2 separate regions of the Homo sapiens genome follow, and region 1 is linked to region 2. The links are chromatin loops, found by intact Hi-C in ENCODE. Cell type or tissue: Caco-2. All regions are shown on one strand. Each heading gives the region's core, and the rest is flanking DNA. Links, peaks and the distances in the headings are about the cores only.

The links. Hi-C counts contacts between places; a loop is a spot of excess contacts. Peaks named below come from ENCODE experiments on the same cell type or tissue, not always from the same donor. Only the 100,000 strongest peaks of a DNase experiment are listed, where the experiment ranks them.
Region 1: it touches region 2 in a loop (2.3-fold over the local background); 17 of 110 quality-filtered maps call a loop at or near these places.

The regions. Positions count from the first base shown.
Region 1 is chr20:56,197,957-56,203,299 of GRCh38, forward strand. No RefSeq gene overlaps it. Among named protein-coding and RNA genes, the nearest start is that of MC3R, 48 kb to the right of the region's middle. In Caco-2, for the core only: CTCF peaks have their summits at 2,721 (motif pointing left), 2,925 and 4,779 (motif pointing right); a DNase peak (open chromatin) is centred at 4,727.
Region 2 is chr20:56,355,516-56,361,339 of GRCh38, forward strand. FAM210B (family with sequence similarity 210 member B) reads left to right here and starts at 3,459. Exons shown (of 3, transcript NM_080821.3): 1 at 3,459-3,676. The coding sequence starts at 3,491. RefSeq lists a silencer at 3,136-3,735. In Caco-2, for the core only: no CTCF peak of the experiment used is centred there; DNase peaks (open chromatin) are centred at 3,336, 4,016 and 4,407; H3K4me3 peaks cover 1,705 bases.

The DNA of each region.
Region 1 (5,343 bases), core at 1-5,000, 160 kb before region 2:
TAATGTAATTCATTTTCTACCTTTGGCCTCATCTTCAAGCAATGTACTTGCATAAGTTTCCTTCTAGTTGAGTGAGGGAAGACTAAGATAATCTATACCTCTACTACTCTACCCTTAGTCACCCCAATAATCATGGCTACCTCTTGGAGAAGTCGATGTAGCAACAGCTCTGAAGGGGTAGGGGTGGGGATGGGAGGGTAATGGTTAAAAACACAGGCTTTGGAGTCAGAGATATGAATTTGATCTCAACCTGTTCTGTGACTTTGGTTGTTATTTAACCTCACTAGCCACAGCTTTCTCTAAAATAAAGATAATATTCTTCTGCAATTAACTGAAATAACAAAAGAGATCTGATGTTTTTATACCTTAAGTGTATCTATTAGTCTCTGTTAAATGAGGACAATAGTAAAATATATCTCAAAATTCAATAACGTAGTTTTGGCAAATGTGTGTGTAAATATAGAGAGAAAGTGGCTTCACTGGTCTCCTGCTGCATCATGCAGGATGAGCGTGAGTGAGAAGCTAGCATCCTGGAAACAGGGAGGAGCAGCATCTTTGGAGACTAGTTCAAAGCCGTCACTTCCTAAGATGCTATTAGGTTGGTGCAAAAGAAATCACAGTTTTTGCCGTTACTTATAATGACAAAAAAATGCAATTACTTTTATGCCAACCTAATAGAAAGCCAAAGCCATTTACTGGGGAGGAAAGAGAATGCTTTACATAATAAGTTTGGAGCCTTCTGAAAGGGAACAACACCTGACACATAGTGAGCGAGACCAAAGTGATCCCACTTCTAGCCCAGCCAGGGAAAAGCAATGAGGGGAAGACAGAACTGGGGTTCTTAAGCCTGAGGAAAGGGGGAATATAGATTACTCCAGTCCAGACTTCTCCATCTCAGTTATTGGCAACTCCACATTTTTAGTTGCTTGGGCAACACACCTCGGGGTCATCTCTGACTCTTTTCTTTCTCTCCCACTCCACAACCAATCTGTCAGGCATCTGGTGGCCATATCTGGAATCCAATCACTTCTTGTGGTCAGCATAATTCCACCCCTGCCACACATACATCCAATCTCTGGAACCTGTACATATGCCACATTACCCAGAAAAAAGAAAAGGACTTGGCATATGTAATTAAGGTTATGGACCTTAACATAAGGAGATTATCTTGGATTATTCAGGTGGACCCAAAAATCTAATAACATGAGCCCTTAAAAACACGTAATTTTCTCCAGCTGGAGGTAGAGAGATGTGGCAAAAGGAGAAGGCAAAGGGATTTGAAACATGGGAAGGACATGGCTCACTGTTGCTGGCTTAAAGATGAAGGGAGACATGTGACGAGGCATGCCTGTGTCCTTAAGGAGCTGAGAGAGGTTCCCACTGACGGCTGGCAAGGAAGCAGAGATTTGAGCCCTACAGCCACAAGGAACTGAGTTCTGCCAATGACTTGAAAGAGTTTGGAAGTACATTCTTCCCTAGAGCCTCCAAAAAATAAATGGACCTGTCAACACTTTAATTTTGGCCTTTTGAGATTCCAAGCCGAAGATCCTGTGAGCTATGCTGTGCTGGACTTCTCATTTACAGAACTGTGACATCATACATGGATGTTGTTCTAAGACACTAGGTTCATGATAACATATTATGGCAGCAATAGCATGCTCCCTCCACTGGTACCATCCAGCTCCAAGACACCATCATAATCACCCAGATGACTGCAAGAGTCTCCTCACTGGTCGCTCTGCTCTGGCCTTGCCTGCCTGCCCTTCAGTTTATCCTCAATATCACAGCAAGAGTGAGATTTTTAAGGCCTAAGTCAAATTATGTCACTCGTCTGCTCAATACCCTGCAGCAACTTTCCATCTCACTCAGGCTAAATGACAAAATCTTTGCAGTGACTAAAGACCCTACTAGATCTGCTCTCCATCTTACCAGCTCTTTGACCTTCAACTTCAACTGCTTTTCTCTTTGTTCATTTTACTCAAGATTCCTGACATTATTGCTGTCCCTAGAACATGCTGGGCATGCTCCAATCTTCAGGTCTCTGCACTATCTGTCCCCCAACACATCTGCATAGCAAACCTTTACCTCATTCAAGAAGACTGGCTACTCTGTTTAGCACTGAAACTGCCTTCTCTCTCTCCCAACTGGCACTCCCAATCTCTTATACCCTGCTATATTATTTTTCTCCATAATACTTAACGTTTTCCAACATACTTTTTATTTACTTATGTTTCTTGTCTTCTTGTAGAATGCTATTATGGTAAGAGTTGGGATCTTTGCTAATTTTTTTTTTTTTTTAGAGATGAGGTCTTGCTATGTTGTCCAGGCTGGCCTCAGACTCCTGACCTCAAGTGATCCTCCTGCCTCAGTCTCTCAAAGTTCTGGGATTACAAGCATGAGCCACCACAGCCTGCAGTCCTTTGCTTTGTTCACTGATATATACCCCAAATGACTAGAACTACCAGGCCTTTGTGAACGAATGAATGGTAATCTGTGTTCTACTCAAGAGCTTGTTCTTGTGTGGGGAGAGCAAGTTGTATAGCTTTGTAGCTCATGCTGTGCATTTTTCATATAAAGTAAAGACTGTCAACTCGGGAAGCTAAACAAAGAGCACTTTGATGATGCAGGGACCTAGACTATAAGGGCACTGTTTCAACAGTGCGTCCGCCAAACTGTACCAGACTTGTCTTCAACAGTGACACCATGTGGCAGCTAAAAGCAACTGCAGTGGTGGACTGATGTGACTCCAGTCCTGCCCTCTTTGGGTTAAGTAAGCTGCAAGGACTCTGCCAATGGCAGGGAGTGAGAGAGAGTGAGAGTGTCAATGGGAGGTGCTAGAACTACTGCTAAGAAGCCAGAGAGGAGGGCTCCAGCAATTGATTAGAGAATCAGTGAGATATAATGGCACATGTAGGCTACATTAGTGGAATTACTAATACTAACTCAGGTAAAAAGCACTTCACATGGTAATGGGAACATAGTGAGAGAGTGCTCAATGGTGACTAACATTCAGAAGGGAGGAAACAGGAGAAGAATAATTTTTAAAATGTAATTTGTAGTGGGCTGAGTGGCAGCCCTTAAAAAGATATGTCCACTGAACACAATGTCCTCCAAATATTGGCTATCCTCATCCTAACCCCCAGAATCTGTGAATGTGACTTTATTTGGAAACAGAGTTTTTGTAGATATAACTAAGGATCTCAAAATGAGATTATCCTGGATTGTCTGGATAAATTCAGCGGCAGTGTCCTTATAAGAGACAGAAGACAAAACACTGAAAAGAGAGGAAGGCTGTGTGAAGACAGAGGCGGAGACTGAAGTGAAGCGGCCAAAGGACACCTGAGCCATGAGACACTAGAAGAGGCAGGGAAGGATTCTCCTAGAGCTTCCACAAAAAGCATGGCCTGCCAGTACCTTGATCTCAGACTTCTGACCTCAGAACTACGAGAGAATAAATTTATGTGGTTTTAAGCCAGTTTGTGGGAATTTGTTACAGGTACCCCAGGAAAGTAATCCACAATCCTATAGAGATTATCCTACATCATGGGGAGAGGGAGGAAGGTATAAGTGAGGTAAGGTGACAGTTTACTTATTGGGCAGGGGGTACTGATTAAACTACCCTAATGCTGATAATAACCAGCCTTGACCATAGGAAATTTACTCGAATTATTTTTACAACATACTAGTCACCCACCTTCCTTCCTAGTTGAGGAGATCCAAGACCCCCTGGTGGCCATCAAGCAGACCATCCAGGGCAAAGTTCCTTATCTGATGAATTCAGAAGTAATTAGACTTTCCTATTAGCTAAATGCCTGCTTTAGCTAATGGCTCCAGGCTTCTTTCCCCAAAATTTAGAAGTAACTAGAATTTCTATACATCTCCAGAATGCATGCATGTCAACCCTTGCTGACATTAAGGTACCAAAGCAACTACAAGTGTAAGCATTTATCATGACCTATGTGGCTAATATGGTCCAAATTACCCTGAAGTTCCCGCTTTAAGGTTCATAAATAGCCCAAAGGAAAATCCACCACGGCACACTCAGTCCTGTCTTGCTGAAGTGCTCTGCTGCATGCTGCTACAGCGCTTTCTATCTAATGAAACTTTCCTTTCAAACCCACACTGTTGTCAGTAAATTCTTCTTACTACCTGTGAGTCAATTCATTTCTGATGCCAGGGCTCTGATACGTTGCCTGGCCATACTGACCTTTCAATATTAAACACCAGGTACAGTAATAATGTAGCAAATGTGTTGCTGTATTTTCATAATTCATGGCAGGCTGCTGCCCACTGTTGCAAATAAGGTGATGTTGGAACACAGCTGTGCCCATTCTTTCAGGTGTGGTCTGTGACAGAGGTGACCAGTCAACAGAGACCATATGCACAAAAAGCCAAATTACTTATTATCTGACCTTTCATGGAAAAAAATGCCAGCCCCTGGGCTAGATCAGGGAAGACTTTGTAAACCAGGTTAAGAGATTATAACGTTTTATCACATGTACAGGGGTGAGTTACTGAATGGATTTAAACACAGAACTGATCCATATCCACTTTTAGAACAATCACTCTGCAGTATAAAGGTTGAAATTGGGGAGTGAAAGAATGAAGGCAGGAATTTCAGTTGGGAGGCTGGGTCAATAATCAGGTGAACACTGAAGGTAGCCTGGGCCCCACGTAATAAGGTAAAACGGGCTCCGTTTTCATGTCCACTTTTGTAATCACACTGTCTCCCAGGTCCACTAGATGGCAACACCACACAGGAAAATCATTCATCTCCACCACAATGTCTATTTTAGTGTCCTCTATTATTATAGAAACTTAAGAGCTATAATTCAAGTATTTCAGTGACTTAACCCCTTGTGTAGGTTTCAAGAAGAACCTACTCCATATTAAGTTACATTTATATCCAGACTCTGTGTTGTTTAACAGAGCAAACGGGCCAGGGCATCATATGAGAAACTGAAAGATGAACGAACTTCAACTCTCCAATTAAAATATGCTGGTGTAGCCAACAGAAAAATGGATGGAAGCCCCAAATGGACCCATTTACTAAAGAAGAAATATGAAGACCAATAAGCGCAAGAAAAACTGCTCAGCCTCACTAATCATCAAAGAGATGTCCATTAAAACAAAAATAAGATATAATTTATGCCTAACAAGACTGTTTTTCAAAATGATGATCCCAGCATTGGCAAGAGCGTGAAAAATGGGGGCAAAACACAGTGGCTCACACCTGTATTCCTAGCACTTTGGGGGTCCCAGGCAGGAGGATCACTTGAGACCAAGAGTTCAAGACCAGCCTGGGCAATATAGCAAGACCCCATCTCTACAAAAAATTTTTAA
Region 2 (5,824 bases), core at 359-5,358:
TGGCCAGGCGCAGTGGCTCATGCCTGTAAGTCCAGCACTTTGGGAGGCCGAGGCGGGCGGATCACCTGAGGCCAGGAGTTTGAGACCAGCCTGGCCAACATGGTGAAACCCCGTCTCTACTAAAAATACAAAAATTAGCCAGGCGTGGTGGTGCACTCCTGAGGTCCCAGCTACTCAGGAGGCTGAGGCAGGAGGATCACTTGAGCTTGGGAGACAGAGGCTGCAGTGAGCTGAGATCACACCACTGCACTCCAGCCTGGGTGACAGAGCAAGATTCCATCTCAAAACAAACAAACAAACAAAAAACTCTCATTTGCTGTACTCTGCAACCTTTATGGAGTGAAATTTTGCCATTTATTCAAATTTACAAATACACATATCTTCTCACTAAGCAATTTCACTTTGAGGAATTTATTACACAGGCATACTTAAACACGGCAAGTGACAGAAATACCCGCTGGTTCATCACAGCATGGTTTATGATCACAAGGACTGGAAAATACCCTAAATACCCTAATGGTCCACCCACAAGGGATTGGTTAAAGCATTACAGCACCCTGGAATACACTGGAATGCTAAGCAGATTTTAAGAATAAGGAAGATTTTTGTGTACATATTCAGAAAACTCTAAAATATAATGGAAGCAAAAAAAGTCCAGGTGAAGAACACTGTGTATACTATGCCCCACTTGGGTAAAAACAGCAATGAAAACCGTTCATAGGAATTTGCCTGCACACATGTAAAATTTTCTAGAAGGATATGCACAAGCAACGGGTAACAGTGTTTGTCTCTAGGGAGAAAAAAATGAGGAGAACTGGTCACTGGGATAGGAAGGAAGCTTGTCATTGTGTAGACTTTTTGTACCTTTAAAAATCTGAACCGTGAGAACACATTATCTATTCATGAAAATGAAGAAATTAAAATAAATATAGTTCATGCATGAGCTGCTGCTCTAGAGAGACAAAGAGAGCTGACACAATAAGAAAAAAACAAAACTGTCACAAGTTCAGGCAGGCAGCAGCTCCAATACATTTTGTTAAAAGCAAAAGTTTCTTCACTTTTAGAAGAAGAAAAAAAGAACCTAAAGTCTATAATTACAGTATTATATTTACTGTCAAATTTAAAGGGAAAAACAAAATTACCTTTTTCTCTTCTCTAATAAGCATATAGCATGAATCACAAACTCAACTGCCCATGAAGCCTGGGCAGGAAACTTAAATGAATGAAGAAGGCCTGGTGACAAGAAAATCACGGGCGCTTTGGGAGGCCGAGGCAGGAGGATCACGAGGTCAGGAGATCGAGACCATCCTGGCTAACATAGTGAAACCCCGTCTCTACTAAAAATACAAAAAATTAGCCAGGCGTGGTGGCGGGCGCCTGTAGTCCCAGCTACTTGGGAGGCTGAGGCAGGAGAATGGCATGAACCCGGGAGGCTGAGGTTGCAGTGAGCTGAGACCGCGCCACTGCACTCCAGCCTGGGCGACAAAGCGAGACTCCATCTCCAAAAAAAAAAAAAAAAGAAAGAAAATCATGGGAACCATGAGGAAGTCGAGATCAGATGCCATCTGGAGGTGGCACTGTCACCGGGTGACAGAGGGGCTTCAGGCAAGGCATCTCTACAACATCCCAGCTAACGTGTGTGCCCTCTCTGTGCACCAGGCACTGAGTGAAGCCCTTTCCAAGAACTGTGTCAAAGAATTATCTCAACAATCTCATGGGGGAAACTATTATTATCTTCATTTTACACATGAAAAGACCAAGGCTCAGAGAAGTTGAGTCACTACTTCCAAATCACACAGCTGGACTTCTAGGGCCAACCTGACAGACAATCTGCACCCTTAAGCACTCTTCCCCAGCTTCTTGCAGACACTTAAATGGAAGGATTCCCATCCAGGGGCACTTTAGGACCTCCCTCCAACAGACCCTGTTACTTTCACAGCTATAACTCCATCTTATGTAATAAATATTTTTTAATGCATATGTGTTTAATATCATTTCTGTGCCTGTGTAAGAGCTTGGTTGAGTTGAATTGCAGTTGACTAATAGAATATTACATCTTTTGTAAAATATATTTCTTTTTCTTTTTCTAGAGAGACAGGGTCTCGCTCTGTCACCCAGGCTGGAGTGCAGTAGCACCATCGTGGCTCCCTGAAACCTGGACCTCCTGAGCTCAAGCAATTCTGCGTCAGCCTCCCGAGTAGTTGGGACTACAGGTGCATGCCACCACACCAGGCTAATTTATTTTTATTTTTGTAGTGACAGGGTTTCGCTATGTTGCTCAGGCTGGTCTTGAACTCCTGAGCTCAAGTAATCCTCCCACCTCAGCCTCCCAACGTGCTTGGATTATAGGCATGAGCCATTCCACCCAGCCAGAACATCTTTATTGAAGTATAATTTACACAGCATAAAATTCATCCATGTTAAGTGTACAGTCCCACGAGTTTTAGTTACACAGCTGTCACCATCCCTACAATCTGGGTTTAGGATCCTTCCCTCACCCCAAGACGTTCCTCCCACTCCTTGGCAGTCAATCTCATTTCCCACTCCCAGCCCTAGGCCACCACGGATCTGTTTTAGGTCTCTGTGATTTTGCCTATTCTGGGCACTTCATGTAGCTGGAATCCTCCAGTGTGTGACTTTTGTGCCTAGATTTTTTCAATTGGCATAAGAGCTTTGAGATTCATTTATGTTGTGCATGTATCAGTAGTCTGTTCCCTTTAATTGTTGCATTGCGTCCCATTGAAGACTTGTGCCACAGTACGTCCCAGTTTATGGGCATTCCTAATTGTTGACTAATATTTATAAGATCTCTACAAACATTGGTGTCTTCACATTTTAGTCTTTGAGTGTCGAGCCTTTGTTTCTCTTGAGAAGCTACCGAGGAGTGGAGTTGCTGGGTTGTATGGTTAGTGTATGTCTAACTTTTCAAGAAACTGCCACACCATCTTTCGCTTTACATTCACGCCAACAATCTATGAGGGTCAGAGGACTTTTTATTAAACATGTACTAATATCAATTCTCATATTTATTTTCTTCTTTGGAGCTAACACGTAAACATATCTATAATTTTTTTTCAGATTTCACCCATTTCTGCAGGGAGAAAAGCTCATAAGCCACGGCCCTACGCCCACCTTTGTGCCCGCAGAATAAGGAAACCCGCCAACTACACACCACAGTTAGAAAGCCCAAGACCCTGAAAAGACCTGCACCCACCCCCAAAGGGGCGGGGCTGGTGGGCGGAGAGGAGGCGGGGCGCGCTCCTTCAGCCCCGCCCACCAGCCCTGGACTCCGGCTCCCGAGGAGCGGAGCTAGCGGGTGAGCCAAGGGGATGTGCACAGGCCTCCTCAGTCCCGCCCAGCGCGCGCGCGCGGCGGCGAAGCCGGCGGGCGGGGCCGGGGAGGGCCCTCGCCGGGTCAGCTCCGCCCACCCTCCCCGGCCTCCGCCCGCCTCCCGGGTCAGCGGCGCGGGTGCTGCGCCTAGCTGCGCACCATGGCCGGGTTGCTGGCGTTGCTGGGTCCGGCAGGCAGGGTGGGCGCCCGGGTCCGGCCTCGCGCCACCTGGCTCCTGGGCGCCACCGCCCCCTGCGCCCCGCCGCCCCTGGCCCTGGCCCTGCTCCCGCCCAGGCTAGACGCCCGGCTGCTCCGCACGGCGCGCGGGGACTGCCGCGGCCACCAGGTAAGCACCCCACCCCGACCCTGATCCCGGGCGGTGTCCAGGTCCCCAGACGTCCGCAGGGCCGCGCCGGGGTCCGGCCGCCTCCGCCAAGGACGCCTTTGCACTTGTAGCTGCCCGGGACCGAGCTCTTCCAGGGTCCCCGAAACCCCAAATCCCTGCAAGCCAAGGAAGCGATCCTCCTAGTTGACAGCCAGAGAAACTGAGGCTCGGGAAGGTGTGGCGCTCTGCCCAAGGTCGCGCAGTCTTCGGCCGAGCCCCGGGTCTGCAGAGCCTCAGCCAGGCTGGGGCGCAGCCGACTGACTTGGTCTGAACTTCCACACGTTGCCTGCGGAGTTGTTGTCCAGGCCTTCTGGCTGGGTCTCGCTGTGTTTTGAACACCTCCCGACGCTCGCTGCTCCTCCCTTTTCTTCTGAGTGGAAGAGCAGGCGTCCTCAGGGAAGCCGCGGGCAAGAAACCCACAGTGCTGTTTGTTATGTTTCATTTCCGTCACTTTCCATTGGTGCTAAGTGAAAACTGGTTTTCCTTCAGAGCAGTCATACCAGCTTTCCTTTCAAGAAATCTATCACTTTCTTCCAAGTGAGTCTTTTTAAATAAAAATAGTAGTAAATGAAGTCTGGCGGTCCAGGAATGGCAAGCCCAGACACGCGGAGCCGGCGTCCAGCCCGGAGCGCATCCGGCCTGGCAGTCTGGAGCCTCTTTGTTTGCCTGGGTGCAGACAGGGCCCCTCCATTCATCGCCCGGTGACCTCAGACCGAGTCCTGAAGGCTTTTGAGCTTGTTTTCTGACCTTTAGAGGGCCAAAAATAGCACCTTCCCAGCAAGAGTTTGGGAGACAACTCCATGAGCTGGTGCAGGCCTCAGCGGAGTGCCGCCGGCCCAGCGAACATCTCCTGACCGTTTCCTAGCTTTTCAGTAAGGAGCGGATGGGGATTGGACCCAGGCTTTCATCATGCCTCCTGCCCAGATCAACTTCCTTCCTTGCCTTCTCCAGTCCGACAGGTGGCACACAGGTCTTGGGGATCCTCTCCAGAGTGGCACCTTCTGCACACACCGTGCCGCCTCCTGATGATTCTTCAGGGCCCAGCCCAGCTGTTCCTTCCTCCGGGAAGCCCTCTCTAACGACCTGTGAGGTCTCGGATGCCTCCACTGGGCCTGCTTCCACCCCATGGCTGTGGGTCTTCTCTGCACTCATCTGGAATGGCCTCTTGTCCTGCCTGTCAGCCACATTGACCTTGTCCCCAGCTCAGGCCCTGGCACTGGAGCGGTGTGTGTGTATACAGTGGCAAAGAGTTGGCCTCAGACTCCCTGGATTCCTCTCTCTACTCACTTGTTGTTGACTTTGATCAAATTCCCTTCTCTCTATCTCAGGCCCCTCATCTGTAAAATGGGACGTTAATAATTCAGACTTCATAGAATATGAATGTAAAATGAGATATGTTCATACCTGGCATCTGGTGTGTCCTAAATTAAGGTTAGAAATGACTATAATTGCAGTAAATATATACAGTCACAAGGCCCCAGGGCCCCGTGAGCTGTCCTTGTTTCTTCTGCACCGTGGTAAAATCGGCAGAAACCCAAGTGGGATCAGAACCTCAAAGGAGATTAGGACAAAAGATAACTCATCTGCCTGAGAAAACGCGTCCCCAGCAGGGCCTGGGAGCAGTGCAGGGAGGGTCTGGGCTTGGCCAGAGCCCAGAACCTCCCCTGTCGTCTGTTCTGGCCGCCCACCCTCGTCGGGAGGTAGGAGTGTGCTGCCCAGCTGGGCTCTCCAAATTTGCCAGGTGTTTAATTAAGAGCCAAAGAGGCCCACCCACGCTGCCTTGGCAGGGGGTCTCTGTAAGAGGGGTAGGGAAAGCCACAGAAGAGACCTGCCTTTTTGTCTTAACATGATTCCATGTCCTGTAAACCGCCTAGCAGCCCCGCCTGCCTGTGCCACTTATTCCTTCCAGGGACGTAGGGGGAGTTCAGGCAGATGACTTGCTCTCCCAGAGCCCCAGTGTCCTTTTGTCTCCGTCAGTTCTGGTTCCAGTGGCACCTTTTCAGGGAGACCTTCCCTGATGGCCTTATTTAACATTCCTCCTACTCCCTGTCTCCCGCCCCATTGGTGTTTCTCTATGGCACTTGTCACAGGTAGCAGCCCTGGTATTTT